Linked DNA regions of Homo sapiens: region 1 is linked to region 2. A link is a loop called in an ENCODE intact Hi-C map of the cell type or tissue named here. Cell type or tissue: dorsolateral prefrontal cortex. All regions are shown on one strand. Each heading gives the region's core, and the rest is flanking DNA. Links, peaks and the distances in the headings are about the cores only.

Region 1 (2,930 bases), core at 340-2,839, 490 kb after region 2:
TAAAATAATAAATTGAGCATATTGCCAAAATTTTACAAAAGTACAAAAGAGTATAATGAACAATTGTATGCCAACAAATTATGCAAACAAATGAACAAGTTTGTTCATTTCATGTAGGTTACATAGATGAAATGAGCAAAATACTAAAAACACATCCTATAAAAACTGACTCAAAAAGAAATAGAAAACCTGAACAGAATTATAGGAAATAAAGGTATTGAGACAGTAATTATAAACCTCCCAGCAAAGACAAGCCCAGGACCAGATGTGCTTCACTGCTCAGTTTTAACAATCCTTTAAGTAATAACACCAATCTCTCTCAAACTCTTCCACAAAATGAAAGAGAAGGTAATGCTGCCTAATGCATTTTATGAAGACAGCATTATGCTGATACTAAAGGGCACAAAAACACTAAAAGAAAATAAAACTACAGACCAATGTCCTTTATGAATATTGATGGAAAAGTCTCCAACAAAATACTAGCAAACAGAATTCAGCAGCACATTAAAAGGATTATACATTTGGCTAAGTGGGATTTATTCTCACTTAGTATATAAATACAAAGATTATTTAATATACAAAAATCCATAGGTATGATGTACCACATTAAAAGAATGAAGAACAAAAATTACATAATCATCTCAATTGATTCAGAAAGAGCATTTGACAAAATTCCCAAAGACAATGTCCACAAGGGTATTTTGTCACTTTTCTTCTAGGGTTCTTATAGTTTGAAGTAATATATTTAAATCTTTAATCCATCTTGATTTAATTCTTGTATATAGTGAAAGGTAAGGGTCCAGTTTTGTTCTGCATAGGGCTAGCCAGTAATGACAGCACCATTTATTGAATAGGGAGTCCTTTACCCATCACTTATTTTTGTCAACTTTGTCAAAGGTCAGATGGCTGTATGTGTCTGGCTTTAGTTCTGCATTCTCTAACCTGTTCCTTTGGTCAATATGTGTGTTTTTGTATCATTACTATGCTATTTTGGTTACTGTAGCCTTATAGAATAGTCTGATGTCAGGTAATGTGATGCCTCCGGCTTTGTTCTTCCTGCTTAGGATTGCTTTGGCTATTCAGGCTCTTTTTTGGATCTCTATGAATTCTAGAACATATTTTTCTAATTCTGTGAAAAATGATGTTGGAAGTTTGATAGGAATAGCATTGAATTTATAGATTGCTTTGGGCAGTATGACCATTTTATAGATACTGATTCTTCCATTCCATGAGCATGAAATCGTTTTCCATTTGTTTTGGTTATCTATGATTTCTTGCAGCAGTGTTTTGAAGTTCTCCTTGTAGAGATCATTTACCTTCTTGATTAGCTGTATTTCTAGGTATTCCAGGTTATTATTTCTGATCATCACAGACAATACTGAATTCTCAATTAGGCTCTCTGCTTGAATGTTATTGGTGTATAGAAATGCGACTGGTTTTTCTACATTGATTTTGTATTCTGAAACTCTACTGAGGTCATTTATCAATTCTAGGAGCCTTTTGATGGAGTCTTTAGGGTTTTCTAGGTACAGAATAATATTATCAGTGAATATAAACAGTTTGACTTCTTTTCCTATTTGTATGCCTTTTATTTATTTCTCTGGGCTAGAATTTCCAGTACTATTTTGAAGTCATAAAGGTAGGCATCCTTGCCTTGTTCAGTTTCTTAAGGGGAATGCTTCCAGCTTTTTCCCATTCAGTATTACGGCTGTACGTTTATCATTGATGGTTCTTGTTATTTTGAGGTATGTTCTTTCAATGCCTAATTTGTTGAGGGTTTTTATTATGAAAAGGTTTTATCAAAAGCCTTTTTTCACATTAATTGAGATGATTATGTATTTTTTGTTTTTGATTATTTTATGTGGTGAATCAAATTTATTGATTTGTTTATGTTGAAACAACCTTGTATTCCAGGAATAAAGCCTACTTGATCATGATGGATTAGCTTTTTGATGTCCTGCTGGATTTGATTTGCTAGTATTCTGTTGAGGATTTTTGCATCTATGTTCGTCAGAGATATTGCCTTGTAGTTTTCTTTTTGTTGTTGTTGTTGTGTCTTATGGGCAAAATACTTAAATAGACATTTCTACAAAAGAGGTATATAAATGTCCAATAAACGTACGAAATCATGCTAATCATCAAGGAAATGCAAATCAATAAAAGCACTAAGAAATACTACTTCATACACTTTAGAATTGCTATTTTAAAAAATAAAACAGAAAATGACACGTGTTGGCAATAATGTGGAGAAATTATAACCCTTGTGCACCAGTGGTAGAAAATGTAAAATGGTGCAGTCCTTGTGGGAAAAGATGGCTGTTCTTCCAAAATTAAACTAGAATTACCATACGATCCAGCAATTACACTTCTGGGTATATGCTCAAAAGAAGTGAAAGCAGAGACTTAAACAGGTATTTGTACACTCATATTCATAGGAGCATTATTGACAATGGCCAAAAAAATAGAAACAACCCACTGTTCATCAGTGGATGAATGGATGAATACAGTGTGGTATATACACACAATGGAATATTATTCACCTTAAAAATGAATAAAATTCTGGCACATGCACAACATAGATAAACCTTGAAGACATTATGCTAAGTGAAATAAGCCAACATAAGCCAAATGAAAAGGAAAAATATTGTATTATTCTACTTATATGAGGTATCTAGACTAGTCAAATTTACAGAGATGGAAAGTAGAATGGTGGTTGCCAGGGGTTGGGGGAGGGAAGAGTGGGAAGTTTCAATTTAATGAGTAGAGTTTTAGTTTGGGAAGGGGAAAAGTTCTGGAGATGGATAGTGGTGATCCTTGTACAACAATGTGTTCTTAATGACATTAAGTTTAATGACATTAAACTCTACAATTACAATTTTAAAAAGTACCTTTATCATCAACTCTCTTGCCTGGTGAAATTCCAACACCAA
Region 2 (2,930 bases), core at 246-2,745:
GAGCATGAAAAAAAGATTTGGGGTGATAAACTCTCTTCAGTCTCATATAACTTAAATGTGAGAGATTATGAATGATACTAAACTGTAAAAATACTAGTGAGATGAATACAACAAACAGAAAAGTAAAGATAAAGCAGATGATGATTTAATAAATAAATGAGATATGAGCATATTGAGTTTGTAAGAAATTGATGTGGCATATATTTCTAGAAATATAGTTTTGGAAACTCTACATCTACAACTTGTATGTGTATTATTTTTATAATTTATTCAATTATAGGAAATTTCGGGAGTCATTTAAGTAAAAATCTTATAAACATAATGCATTCTATAATATTTGGCATGAACAGGACTCTAGTCATCCTGCACGGATCTTCACATGGTAACATTTCCATGATGAGATATGCCTAAAAGTAAGATTTTCTAACTACAATTTTAATTAGGCTTCTCAGAAGGCTCGGGTATGCTCTAGGATACCTGGAGGTAGAGCATGCCGTTCTGGAGAATCCAGGAAACCTGTCAAAATTAGACATAAATAGAAAAAAATGAGTAACCATTTCTAAAACTCACACTGTGTCAATGTCAAGCCAAAATAATAAATAACAACAAAATCCTGTCAACCAGTTATTTTTATTTATGTGACACACAAACCGTGGTTGACTAATTTTTTTTCATCATAATTGACCTAATATTTAGTCAGGTATCACATAGAGAATAGTTTTGTCTTTACTTGGACATGTGTTCTGGTTGTCAGATGAGGCCAAAAAACAAACAAAATCAAACCCAGTCTGTGCATTAGTGATAGTACCCTAGAAAGTTTGTCCCTTCATTCATGTAGTGAATAATAATGCCGATGAAGACAAATTGTTAGGCTGGAGTTTAGATACCTTATTAGAGGAGAAAGTAGTTGAAAACTAGAGCATTACAGGAAGATACTGTCTCCAGGGAGGACAGGGCCTCAAGTTATGTGAATACAAGTCAACTGGTTCATTTGTGACTTCTGCTCCGTACAGGGGAAACCAAGACAGCCTGCTCGGTTAGGGGCTGGGCTGGCATGTGCACCTGCAGGCTGTTATCACTGAGCCAGCTCTTCTCTCTGAGCCTGCAAAGCTCCATTTCAGCAGGATGTGGGATAAGGGCAAGCTGGAAGAGTTGTAGTCTGCTTAGCCTGTGGCTGTCACTGACTGCACCGTGTGGATGTTGTTTCAGGGCTGTTCAGCGATGGGGGGCGCCTCTTAACACACCAGCTGGTGGACTGTGAATCATTCTGCAGCAGGAAGCGCATGCATGGCGTGCCAAGGCATTGTGTGTAGTCATCTTGGGGAATATGAAATCAAGTGACAGCACTTTCCTTCACCATTAGTGTGAAGGACACCACAGGAGCCCCGGGGCCCTGGTCACTGTCTCCAGCCTCATTCGGACCAGACTCTGCCGTGAGACTTTTCTGTCACTGGCAAGTGCCTCTTTTAATTGGACTTTGTCACTCAGACTGTACTTCACGGCATTGTTAGAAAAATCCAAATCCTATTTATTTTGTTTGTTTGTTTTTAAAGAGAGAAATAGAGAAAAAAAAGAAAGAGAAACTTGAAGAAAAATACTCTTTTCAATAACTTGAAATTCAACGTTGAAATATAAGCATGGTAGCAATAAATACAGTGCTCTGCAGAAAATCAACATTTTAATATAATCCTTCCAAAAAGGGTAAGCTTTCAAAATCCTTTTGTGCATTTCTTTTAGGATATAGGATTTGGGGCATTCAGACAAAAGAGTAACCATTCCTTAAGAATAAAAGATTACTGCCATAGGGACAGGAGAAACAACAAATAATGAATATGATTAAAACGTTAGTTAATATTTTTTACTATATACTTTTGAAATATTTCCAATTGGCACATTTGTCTTGATGGTGGATCAGATGCATGTGATATTACAACACCCCTCACTGCCCAGCAATGATTGCACTACATTGTTTGTGTTCTCTCTCAGAGCACAAGGCAAGGATTTTCATTAAATGCGTCATTTACGGCTCACTGCAGTGGTTCCACAAAGTCAATACATATCCTTAACAGAAAACAAAGAATGAAGCATGTGAAAGAAACAGAGAGAAAGCAAATGAGTCCAGCAACTGTCAGGAGCTCTAGACACTCATTCCATCCATCCCAGGCTCACTGCTACAGGCACTGATTGCCAGCAAATAGGAAGAGCATGTGTCTAAATTCCTATCTACCCACATCTGGGCCCACTCCATGCTGGGGTTCTGGATCTGGCAGCAAAGTGGGAAATGATGGGCAAGTGCAATTTTGGGGGACATTAAGACCCAACTGGGATATTCTTATTATATTTGAATCCTCAAAGTAACAGGAAATATTTTCCTGAAATGGAGTAAAGTGATCATTTAATGACTTTCCTCTTTCCCAGCAAATAACAAAACCTACTTAAGAGGAAAGCAAAGTGAAGTTCCCTTCTCAATGATATTTTGAGTATCAATCCGTGAAATCCTGGTAATGGTTTAGGCTGACTCTTTATGAAAGAAGTTGTTTTAACTGGTCATAGATCTCTAAAACTAGACCAAGTATACATTATTAACTTAGGTGGTGATTCACTTATCTCACAAACAATTTCTGAATTGATACTATGTGCTAGATACTGTGTGAGGCCCAAGGGATAAAAAGTATCAAGACAGAGTTATTTTCCTCAAGAAGTTTAGGATAGAGCTAATGACCTAGAACCATTGCAAGCAGATACTTGCCAAAAATTTCTGACAAGTATATTAAGGTAAATGTAGTTGTGTCTACAAGGACATAGGTGTATTATTGGTAATAGAGGAAATTTAATTCATCAAAAAAGTCTTAATAGAAGGAAAAAATCACTTCAGATGATGATGGTGGTGTTGGTGATGATGATGATGGTAATAATGATGAGTTTGCTTT

What was found. Hi-C counts contacts between places; a loop is a spot of excess contacts. Peaks named below come from ENCODE experiments on the same cell type or tissue, not always from the same donor. Only the 100,000 strongest peaks of a DNase experiment are listed, where the experiment ranks them.
Region 1: a loop joins it to region 2, with 3 times the contacts of the local background. A loop is called at or near these places in 1 of 110 quality-filtered maps.

The regions. Positions count from the first base shown.
Region 1 is chr18:60,813,832-60,816,761 of GRCh38, reverse strand. No RefSeq gene overlaps it. Among named protein-coding and RNA genes, the nearest start is that of MC4R, 440 kb to the right of the region's middle. In dorsolateral prefrontal cortex, for the core only: no CTCF peak of the experiment used is centred there; no DNase peak of the experiment used is centred there.
Region 2 is chr18:61,307,300-61,310,229 of GRCh38, reverse strand. No RefSeq gene overlaps it. Among named protein-coding and RNA genes, the nearest start is that of CDH20, 25 kb to the left of the region's middle. In dorsolateral prefrontal cortex, for the core only: a CTCF peak has its summit at 1,235; a DNase peak (open chromatin) is centred at 1,259; H3K4me3 peaks cover 852 bases; H3K27ac peaks cover 686 bases.